2 separate regions of the Homo sapiens genome follow, and region 2 is linked to region 1. Evidence: chromatin contacts called from ENCODE Hi-C or POLR2A ChIA-PET data. All regions are on one chromosome and are shown on one strand. The core of a region is the stretch at or near the end of the contact, and the rest is flanking DNA. Distances in the headings are between cores, read along the strand shown.

The links. Hi-C counts contacts between places; a loop is a spot of excess contacts on that map. ChIA-PET counts read pairs that join two places held with the same protein, here RNA polymerase II (POLR2A). Pooled maps may share reads with other maps.
Region 2: a loop to region 1 is called in a map of lower leg skin, with 16 times the contacts of the local background. The contact joins two enhancer-like sites. A Hi-C loop is called at or near these places in 1 of 168 maps with a recorded cell type or tissue (lower leg skin) and 1 of 50 pooled maps. POLR2A ChIA-PET finds 5 or more read pairs at or near these places in 2 of 52 experiments (CD4-positive, alpha-beta T cell and GM10248).

What each region holds. Positions count from the first base shown.
Region 1 is chr7:101,705,558-101,710,953 of GRCh38, reverse strand. No RefSeq gene overlaps it. Among named protein-coding and RNA genes, the nearest start is that of MYL10, 79 kb to the right of the region's middle. RefSeq lists a silencer at 4,504-4,683. Within about 2 kb of position 3,198, at least 3 of the 41 ENCODE cell types and tissues checked have a DNase peak (open chromatin) inside an H3K27ac peak, as active enhancers do.
Region 2 is chr7:102,061,919-102,067,314 of GRCh38, reverse strand. All of the region lies in intron 3 of CUX1 (cut like homeobox 1), which reads right to left. Among named protein-coding and RNA genes, the nearest start is that of SH2B2, 220 kb to the left of the region's middle. RefSeq lists enhancers at 2,793-3,509, 4,803-5,102. Within about 2 kb of position 2,899, at least 10 of the 41 ENCODE cell types and tissues checked have a DNase peak (open chromatin) inside an H3K27ac peak, as active enhancers do.

The DNA of each region.
Region 1 (5,396 bases), core at 1,949-4,448:
ACTCCTGACTTCAGGTGATCTGCCTGCCTTAGCCTCCCAAAGTGCTGGGATTGCAGGTGTGAGCCACCGCGGCCGGCCGGAAGTCACTTTTGAAGACTAACCCCAATCAGCTATTTTGTCCAATTTCCCTCAATTTTGAGTTTGTCCAGTGCATTCTCTTGCTCAGAGCGAGTGTATGCATTTGGGGTGAGAATATCACAAAGATAACATCACGTCCATCTCAGTGCAGTCTGCGCGCATCTTGCGGTATGAGTCTTGCTCACTGATTACAGGGGTTTCTCCCTGTACAGTTACTGTCTCCCTTCTCTTGCTAGTTAATCGTTATTTTGGGGTGATACTTTGAGACCAGGCACATCCTGTTTCTGCTTAAACTTTCATCCATCAATTTTAGCATCCATTGGTGATATCATTTGCCACAATCGTTGTCTACTGGTGACTTTCCTATTTCCTTCTTTTCTTGTACACATATTAATCAGAATTCTACTGTATGAAAGAGCGGTCCTTCTGTCCCCATTTATTTAGCTATGCAATTATTTATTAAGTATGGTATAGCCCCTCTTTTATTATTTTTTTATTTTTTGAGATGGAGTCTCTCTCTTGTTGCCCAGGCTGGAGTGTAATGGCACGACCTTGGCTCATTGCAACCTCCCCCTCCCAGGTTCAAGTGATTCTCCTGCCTCAGCCTCCCGAGTAGCTGGGATAACAGGTGTGCGCCACCACGCCCGGCTAATTTTTTGTATTTTTAGTAGAGACGGGGTTTCACCATGTTGACCAGGCTGGCCTCAAACTCCTGACATCAGGTGATCCACCCACCTCAGCCTCCCAAAGTGCTGGGATTACAAGCATGAGCCACCACCCCCGGCTAGCCCCTCTTTTAATCTCTATTAAATCTTGCTACCTGGGGAACCAAGCATCACTATTGCAATTTAGGAACAAGGAAACGTGGCTGGGAGTTACATCAATCACATGCCTAAGGTCTCACAGCTGGTAAATGGCCAAGAAGGGACACAAAGTTACCCCGGCCCAGCTCAGTGGCACATGCCTGTAGTCCCAGCTACTCAGGAGGCTGAGGTAGGAGCATCATTTGAGCCCGAGAGGTCAAGGCTGTAGGGAGCTGTGATTGCACCACTGCACTCCAGCCTGGGTGATAGAGCAAGACTCTGTCTCTAAAAAAAAGTAACCCCAGATTTGGTTCCCATCCATCTTTTTTTTTTTTTTTTTTTTTTTTTTTTTTTTTTTATGGAATCTCCCTCTGTCACCCAGGCTGGAGTACAGTGGTGTGAGATTTCTGTTCGCTGCAACCTCGGCCTCCTGGGCTCAAACGATTCTCCTGCTGAAGCCTCCTGAATAGCCGGGATTACAGGCGCCTGCCACCACGCCCAGCTATTTTTTTGTATTTTTAGTAGAGACGGGGTTTCACCATGTTGGCCAGGCTGGTCTCGAACTCCTGACCTCCCCAAGTGCTGGGATTACAGGCATGAGCCATTGTGCCCAGCCCCCATCCATCTTTTGAAACTGGTCCACAACTGCAACCTCTTACCAACCCTCTGCCTCCAGTCCTGGCCTCGTAACCCACATTTCCCCTTAGCGCATCAAAGCACTTTGAGTCCTTCTGGTGGCTCCTTGTGTGCTCTGGATGGTGCTCGGACTCCATAGCCCAGGTGCAAAGGCCCTTTAGGATCTGGCCTCGGGCCTCCTGTCTCCCGCCCTCCCTTGCACACTCCAGTCTACTGTTCCCAAAGCCCCTCTGTCTCACTTCCGGACCTTCGCACGTGTTGCTCTCCTCCTGCACCTGCCTCACTCCTCTCCCAACCCAGGGCACAGCATCAGGAAGGCATGGGCCAAGGGACACCTTCCTACACCGTCTGTGTGGGGCCAGATCCCCAGCACCCTGGCCACAGGAAGTTAATATTTACTGAATAGATGAAAAATCTCCAGGTGTGGTGGCTCATGCCTGTAATCCCAACACTTTGGGAGGCTGAGGTGGGTGGATCACCTGAGGTCAGGAGTTTGAGACCAGCCTGGCCAACATGGTGAAACCTTGTCTTCACTAAAAATACAAAAATTAGCTGGGCGTGGTGGCAGGCACCTGTAATCCCAGCCACTCAGGAGGCTGAGGTAGGAGAATCACCTGAACCTGGGAGGCGGAGTTTGCAGTGAGTCGAGATCACACTATTGTGCTCTAGCCTGGGTGACAGAGCAAGACTCCGAAAGAAAAGAAAAAAAGAAAAGAAAAGAGAAAAGAAAAGAAAGAGAAAAGAAAAATCAACTCCAAAGCCCACGCTCTTTCGGCCACCCTGCGTGCCTACCGCGTGCATAGCAGTGAGTGAACACCTGTAGGAAATGACATGAATTGGTGGGAGAAACAGACAGCACTAGCTATGGGAGGACCTGGGAGGACTTGGCATTGACAAAGGTCTACTAAGTAGCAGCCTCTCCCCACGGTCATTTCAGTCCTTTGTCTTCAATATACCGTTCTAGAGATTAGGAAATGGAGGCTCAGAGAGGGCAAGTCACTTGCCTGGGGTCACACAGCTGGTTGGCACGAGAACCACAATTTGAACTCAGGCCTGTAGGATGCCAGAGCACATGTGCTAGCCACTACCTCACACAGCCTCTTCACACCCGCCTATGGGGAGCGCTCTGTCCAGACACAGAACTTCCTCTAGGCACCAAGTGCAGTGGCTTTTTTTGCGTGTCATTTTTCACCCTCGGACCCTGCCTCTTTAAGTGTTTCTGTTATCGTTAAAAGAGCAATAAGGCTGGGCATGGTGGCTCATGCCTGTAATGCCGGCACTTTGGGAGGCGGGCGGATCACCTGAGGTCAGGAGTTCGAGATCAGCCTGGCCAACATGGTGAAACCCCATCTCTACAAAAATACAAAAATTAGCCTGGCATGTTGGTGGGCAGCTGTAATGAGGCAGGAGAATCACTTGAGGTTGCAGTGAGCTGAGATCGCGCCACTGCACTCCAGCCTGGGCGACAAAGTGAGACTCCATCTCAAAAAAATAAAAGAAAAAAAGAAAAAAAAAAGCAATAAAAGACAGCATAATTGGAACACAAAGGCGACGGCCTGGCCAGCCCTCCCTGGGGAGTGGAGTGCCAGGAACTTGGGTGTGATCCTACCTGTGATTAATGCTGCAAAATTACAGCTTTCCGCGTACAGGTGTGTACAAGCCACCGGGTGGGGTGCCGAGCAAACACAGCATTTCATGAGGGCAGTAAAACCCAGGCCTGTGGTGGAGAACCACAGTCAGAGGCTTTCTCCTCTCCCTCCCTCTCCTCCTAACCTCAGGAGACATTGCCGGTACATGGCCCTTTAGCATTTGCAAAGTGCTTGTGGGTGCACAGTCCTTTACAGTTTGCAAAGTGCTTGTCAGTGCACAGCCCTTTACAGTTTGCAAAGTGTTTGTCGGTACGCAGCCCTTTACAGTTTGCAAAATATTTGTATGGACAAGCTCCCACACAGGGGCAGGAAAGGTGAGGGGCTGGGAGCTGCAGATGAAGGACTAGCATGCCAGTGCTGGGGGGCTGGTCATGGGGTGGTGTGAAGTCAGGATCAAGGGTCGCAGCCCTGGACGGAGGACTCGGAGAGGGCAGCAGGGCAAGTTTTGGTCCAGGAGACGGAGGCTGAAGAGGTGTTCCACCGTCCTGATGGCCCAGGAAGGCTTCCTGAAGGAGGTGGGGTGTGGAGAGTGATCCTAAGAGTCCCTCTGTCTTCACTTATACCTGAGCTGCAGCTGGAAGGATGTCTTCATTTTGAAAGGGAGAAGAGGGACACCCACTAGGTCCCCATTGGGTATCAGAGCTGCCATGCAGGGCTTCTCAGCAACTTGCCATGGTTGAGGGGCCTGGGCTCAGCCAGCCCAGCCCGAGCCCCAGGTCTTGGAAACCGGCTCTTGTGGACTTCCTTGAGCCCTGTCGGGTGCCGACTCTCTCCCGATCGTAGAAATCTCCTCCCTATGTAGGAAGCAGAAGGCAAGAGCTGAGCGATAAGCTGCTTCCAGGGCAGCTTGGACATTGGATACGGGGGTGCATGGGGACTTGAGCCCCCAAGGAAGTTCCGCTTTCATCCAAAGCTGCCCCTATTGCCGCAGCCATAGGTCCCCTGGCCCTGCAGCTGTCCATTGGCCCTGAGCACTGGCTGCAGGGCTATGGGCTTTCTTGGGTTCACCATGTGCCTGCCCTGCTCAGAGACTTTCAATGGCTCCCCATTGCTGTTTCCCCCAAAATGGGGGGCAAGTTCCCATGGATCTAGGACTTGGTATTCAGGGATGAACAAACCACCAGACCTATACCTGATAAATATCGATGTTTACTTTCTTGGTAAGTTGTTTATGTTAATATCATTACAAAAGTGTGGATATGTAACATGTTCACACGGTTTGACGTCCAAACTGCTATGAAAAGGCATTGATCACAAGTCCCACTATCCATGTCCCAGGGATCTCATCCCCCTGATCCCTAGAGGAACAATTAGTTTCTTGTGTATCCTTCTAGTATTTCTTTATGCAAATGCATAAAGCAATCTGTATTTGCTGACATAGATGCTGTTCTTTTTATTTATTTTTATTTTTATTTTTTGGGACCCAGTCCCAATCTGCCACTCAGGCTGGACTGCAGTGGCACAATCTCAACTCACTGCAACCTTCGCCTCCCAGGTTCAAGTGATTTTCCTGCTTCAGCCTTCCCTGTAGATGGGATTACAGGTGCCCACCATCATGCTCAGCTAATTTTTGTATTTTTAGTAGAGACAGGGTTTCACCATATTGGCCAGGCTGGTCTCGAACTCCTGACCTCAGGTGATCCACCTGCCTCAGCCTCCCTAAGTGCTGGGATTACAGGTGTGAGTCACTGCACCCAGCCTATTTTTATTTTTTTTGAGACAGCACCTTGCTCTGTCACCCAGGCTGGAGTGCAGTTCCATGATCACGGCTCACTGCAGCCTTGACCTTCCAGCCTCAAGCAATCCTTCCACATCAGCTTCCCAAGTAGTTGGGACTACAGGTGTGAGCCACCATGCCAGTTAATTTAAAAGATTTGTTGCAGAGACGAGGTCTCGCTATGTTGCCCAGGCTGGTCTCGAACTCCTGGGCTCAAGCGCTCCTCCTGCCTCAGCCTCCCAAAGTGCTGGGATTACAGGCATGAGACACCCCACCAGCCTATGGTGTTCTACTCCTTGTGTTTTTACCCAATATTCTATCTGGGAGATCTTTCCACGTCAGGGTATAGAGAGCTTTCTCCTCTTCCTCCTCTTCTTCCCCTCTCCCACCTCCTCTTCTTCCCCTCTCCCACCTCCTCTTCCTCTTTCTCCTCCTCCTCCTTTTTCAACAGCTTCATAGTATTTCATTGTGTGGATGTACCATGATTTATTTCACTGTCTTTTTGCATAATGT
Region 2 (5,396 bases), core at 1,650-4,149, 360 kb before region 1:
GATGCAGTGAGCTGAGATCACACCACTGTACTCCAGCCTGGCAACAGAGCAAGACTCCGTCTCAAAAAAAAAAAAAAAAAAAAAAGTTACATGAAATGCAGACACACAGGCAAACAAGAGACAGATGTATTATACATTAAGAGTGGTCTCAGACTGGGGGTGGGTGGGAAGGAGGGGCTGGTGGATGCCAACTGAAGGGTGTGGGATTTCCTTTTGGGGTGATGAAAACATTTTACAATTGTCTGTGGTGACAGCTGTGCAACTTTGTGAATATCCTAAAAGTCAATGAACTCCAGACTTTAAATGGGTGAATTATATGGTATGTGAATTATATCTCAATCAAGCTGCTTAAAACGCGTGTGTGTATGTACGTACTTGAAATCAGCCTATACGTAAGATAGTGTGTTGTGTTTTCTTTCCCTGTCGTATCATGTATCTTTCTCAGTATCTATTACAAATTTTGGGAACTGTCTAAATGGCACTGTTTCAACTGTACCTAAGCCCACATATTATAGATGTCTAGAGTAAGCAACGGATTTGGAGTTGCTTCTCCAGATGAATTGGAACGCAACCTGGGGCTCTTCTAAGAGAGGCAGGTGGGTAGCAGAGTCTGTCCAGGAAGCTGGGCAGACGCCCTGGCTGCTGTCCGTACCGCTTGATGGCCACACAGAGGCTTCTCTTTCTGGCTTAGGATCTGCCTAGGGAGGGCCCCTCACTTCCGAGGTATTCCGACTCAGGGTACCGGGTGGCTGCGTCTCCTGGAGGCAAGGGCTGGGATCTGGAAGGATCCTGAACTCTGTCCTCCTGTCTCCTGTTTGGGTTATTCCCCAGGATGTGGGGTTTGGTAATTTGCACGGCACACTTCGGGGCTATAATGGGTTGAATTGTGTCTCTTGAAAGATGATGAAGTCCTGACCCCCAATACCTGTGAAGGTGACCTTATTTGGAGCTAGGGTCTCTGCAGGTGATCAAGGTAAGGCAAGGTCATTAGCCTGGGCCCTCGTCCAGTTGGATCCAATAAGGAGGAGAAACCTGGACACAGAAACAGACATGTAGACAGGTAGGATGTCACAGAGCGATGAAGGAGAGACTGGGCTGATGATCTACAAAGAAGAAGATGACCAGGAAACCACCAGAAGCTGGGACAGGGACACAGTAGATTCTCCCCTACAGCCAGCAGAAGGAACCAGCCCCGTGGACATCGGGGTTTTAAAACCACTCCACTGAGCCGGGCGTGGTGGCTGACACATGTAATCCCAGCACTTTGGGAGGCCAAGGCAGGTGGATCACAAGGTCAGGAGATGCAGACCAGCCTGGTCAACATGGTGAAACCCTGTCTCTACTAAAAATACAAAAATTAGCTGGGCATGGTGGCAGGCGCCTGTAATGCCAGCTACTCAGGAGGCTGAGACAGGAGAATTGCTTGAACCCAGGAGGCGGAGGTTGCAGTGAGCCGAGATCACGCCACTGCACTCCAGCCTGGCGACAGAGCGAGACTCCATCTCAGAACAAAACAAAAAAAAAACCACTCCACGTGTATCCATGTCATTTTATCTAAACCGGCATAAAAACCAAAAACCCCAGTGTTCCTCCACTCATCAGAGCTGTATCACAGGGACCAAGACTCTCAGTCCTCTCCCCGTGCCCTCTTCCACTAACACAGGGAAATTCCAGCCCAGTCCTGAGGAACACGGTCAGGCCGATGAGTTTAATGAATTCAGTATGCAAATGGACCATGAGGTTTCTTAAAAGAGATGACTTAAAAGATCCTTTTCTAAATGATAAAGTCCCCTCCGCTCCGCAGACAAGAATGGGCCTCAAGGCTGGGCGCAGTGGCTCAGGCCTGTAATCCCAACAATTTAGGAAATGGAGGCAGGAGTTCAAGACCAGCCTGGGCAGCAGAGTGAGACCCTATCTCTACCAAAAATAAAAATTAGCTGGGCATGGTGGCATGCACCTGTAATCCCAGCACTTTGGGAAACTGAGGTGGGAGGAGGGCTTGAGCCTAGGAATTCAAGACCAGCTTGGGCAGCATAGTGAGACCCTATCTCTACAAAAAAATACAAATTAGACAGGCACGGTGGTACACGCCTGTAGTCCCAGCTCCTCGGAGGCTGAGGTGGGAGGATCGCTTGGGCCCAGGGGTTCAAGGCTGGAGTGAGCTATGATTGAGCCACTGCACTCCAGCCTGGATGACCAAGTGAGACCCTGTCTTAAAAAAAAACAACCAGAATGACCCTGAAGTTGGAGTTTAGTCCATCCTCCCTCTGCAGCTCACCCAGTCTGTGGTAGGTTGTCCCTTTGTGTGACTTCCCTGCTGCAGCCAGTGACTTCCTAGTTCCGTGCTTTGCTTACTTGGAACACCCTTCGCTAACCTCTCCGTCCACTCAAAACCTATCTATGCTGCAAGACCCAATGCACACATCACTTCCTCCAGACCTCGAGCTGGGTTCCTGGGCTGTTCTGAGTCTAGAGGGAGGGAGGGAGCCTGGGCTTTGACTGCCAGCCCCACCTCCTCTGCACGAGGAGGGGACAGCAGCAGCCTCCAGGGCCTGGACGAGTCACTGACCTACCCTGGCAAGGGCCCCAGTACCAGACACAACACAGTGACTCTGCCACACAGAACAGCTTCCCCCCAGGTGTCCACATGGCTACCAGCCAGGAAGAGCATCCGTGGGAGGGAGGGAGGAAGGGACAGTGTCCTGCTCACCTTCATGCCCCCCACACACCCGCCTGACTCCCTGCAGGGAGCTCAGCCCATCCACTGCATGCCTTGGAGGTACAAGCCAAGGCTTGGTAACACAGCTCCCTCTGAGAAGGGGAGGGATCTGTGAATGAGCAAACGTCTAAGGTGAGGTCTTAAGGCAAGAATTGCTGAAGAGAGAATCCTAGGCTAGAATTCCAGCTACCTCGTGCCTGCCTGCACGTTAGCTTGAGGTAGGTACCGTGCCCTTAAAACCATTTAGAGCCGGCACCGTTGCTCATGCCTGTAATCCCAGCACTTTGGGAGGCCAAGGTGGGAGAGTCGCTTGAGCCCAGGAGTTCAAGACCAACCTGGGCAACACAGCAAAACTCCGTTTCACACACACTCTCACACAGACACAAAACTATTTGGAAGAAGCTAAACCAGGACGGATCTAGAGACGGTTAGACACTGGCCTGCAGCCTTGGGTAAAACCTGTCCTGCTCTGAGGGATCAGCCTCTTTTTCAGGCTCACCTCCTGCCATGCCTCACACTCCTGCCACACCCAGTCACTCCCAGTTCCCAGAACACATGAGCAATTTCCCCTCCGCCTGGAAGGCGCCTCCCAGGAATGCTACCCTGATCTGCAGGCTCAGAGCAGCTCCATCTCCCAGCCGCGGCCCCTCCCACCACCACCTGGGGCTGTCCTGGAGTTCTAGGATGACAGATAAGGCTGCCTGACTCAGGGATACTGAATTCCTGGAAAACTAAGCTGTAGCATCAACTGTTTTTCCTCCCGACCACGGGCACGCAGTGGGTGTTTAATATGCTTTTAATATCTTCCGCAATGGCCAACTGCATGGTCTGCAGATGTGACCCAAGGGTTCAGGAATCCAGGTTTAAATATTTATGAAAATGCTCAATATGTAAAGGGTTCTTGACAAGGCACGGTGGCTCACGCCTGTAATCCCAGCACTTTGGGAGGCCAAGGTGGGTGGATCACTTGAGGTCAGGAGTTCGAGACCAGCCTGGCCAACATGGTGAAACCTCGTCTCTCTTGACTAAAACTATAAAAATTAGCTGGGTGTGGTGGCAGGCGCCTGTAATTCCAGCTACTTGGGAGGCTGAGGCAGGAGAATGGCGTGAACTCGGGAGGCCGCGCTTGCAGTGAGCCAAGATCGTGCCATTGCACTTCAGCCTGGGCGACAGAGTGAGACTCCGTCTCAAAAAAAAAAAAAAAAAAAAAAAGAAAAGGAAATACTTAATATGTAAAGAGTTCTCTGTGTAGTAAGCATCTGTTTTGTGTGCTGTGAGATGATGACAGCCACTTGGCTGGCAGTAGCTCCTGGGAGGTGTCTTTCTCCACTGTACACACCCAACAGCGCTCTCCAGCTGTCTTCCTGCAGTGACCCGCACATCTGCACTAATGGCCGCTACTGGATTCCACGGTTATGTTTTCAGCAACATCACTTTCATAAGGCTGAGTTTTTTTTTTTTTAATGTAGTGTTACATTTATTTATTTATTTAGAGACGGAATCTCGCTCTGTCACCCAGGCTGGAGTGCAATGGTGCGATCTTGGCTCACTGCAACCTCCCCGCCCAGGTTCAAGAGATTCTTCTGTATCAGCTTCCCGAGTAGCTGGGATTACAGGTGCCTGCCACCATGCCCAGCTAATTTTCGTATTTTTAATAGAGACGGGGTTTCTCCATGTTGGCCAGGCTGGTCTTGAACTCCCGACCTCAGGTGATCCGCCCGCCTCGGCCTCCCAAAGTGCTGGGATTACAGGCATGAGCCACCGCACCCGGCTAAGTGTTACATTTAAAGACAAATGTGTAGTGCAGTGGCTCACGCCTATAATCCCAGCACTTTGGGAGGCCAAGGTGGGAGGATCGTTTGAGTGCAGGAGTTCGAGATCAACCTGGGCAGTGTAGCAAGATCCTGTCTCTACAAAAAATAAAAAATTGGCTGGGTGGGTGTGGTGGTGTATGCCTGTGGTCCCACCTCTTTGGGAGGATCCCTTGAGCTCAGGAGGTCAAGGCTCCAATGAGCTATGATTGCACCACTGCACTCCAGCCTGGGTGACAGTGAGACCCTGTCTCAAATAAAATAAGAGAAAGACAAATGTCTATAGGAAGGTATTTTAATCTAGCTCTCAATCAGTATCCGCTTATGATAGTATAAAAACTCAGTCTAGGTTTAGAAAACAAGTTTCATAGAAATCCACCAGATCTCTGAGATATGGAAGGGGTGAGAAAGTGCCCAACCATGTGAGTGCCAGCACGGCTGTGCTGTGGGTTCCCGGAGTCACATGGAATATGCTGCTGCCGCTCCCAACTACCATCTAGGCTCCCTGGAGGAGGCGTCACACATCGCTGCCCACTGCCACGTGACTTGTGGTGTAACAGCAACTTCCCCCTGGGTGCTTTCCCTCCTCAGTGATGTCAGGCATAGCCACACGAAATGCTTTGGCCAATGGTATGTAAGTGATGGTGTCTTATCTGAGCATTAAGATTTAAGAGCCAGTGTGCTCCCTCCCTCTGCTGCAAGGACCTTATAGGACCTACTTCCTCCACTGAGATCCTAGAATGAGGACCACCCACGGGGCTGGGGCACAGTCACAGCCAGCCCTAGTCAACATGACACATGAACAAGAAATGATCTTTGGTTGCCACAGGCCACTGAGATTTGTAGCAGTTTGTTTGTTACTGCAG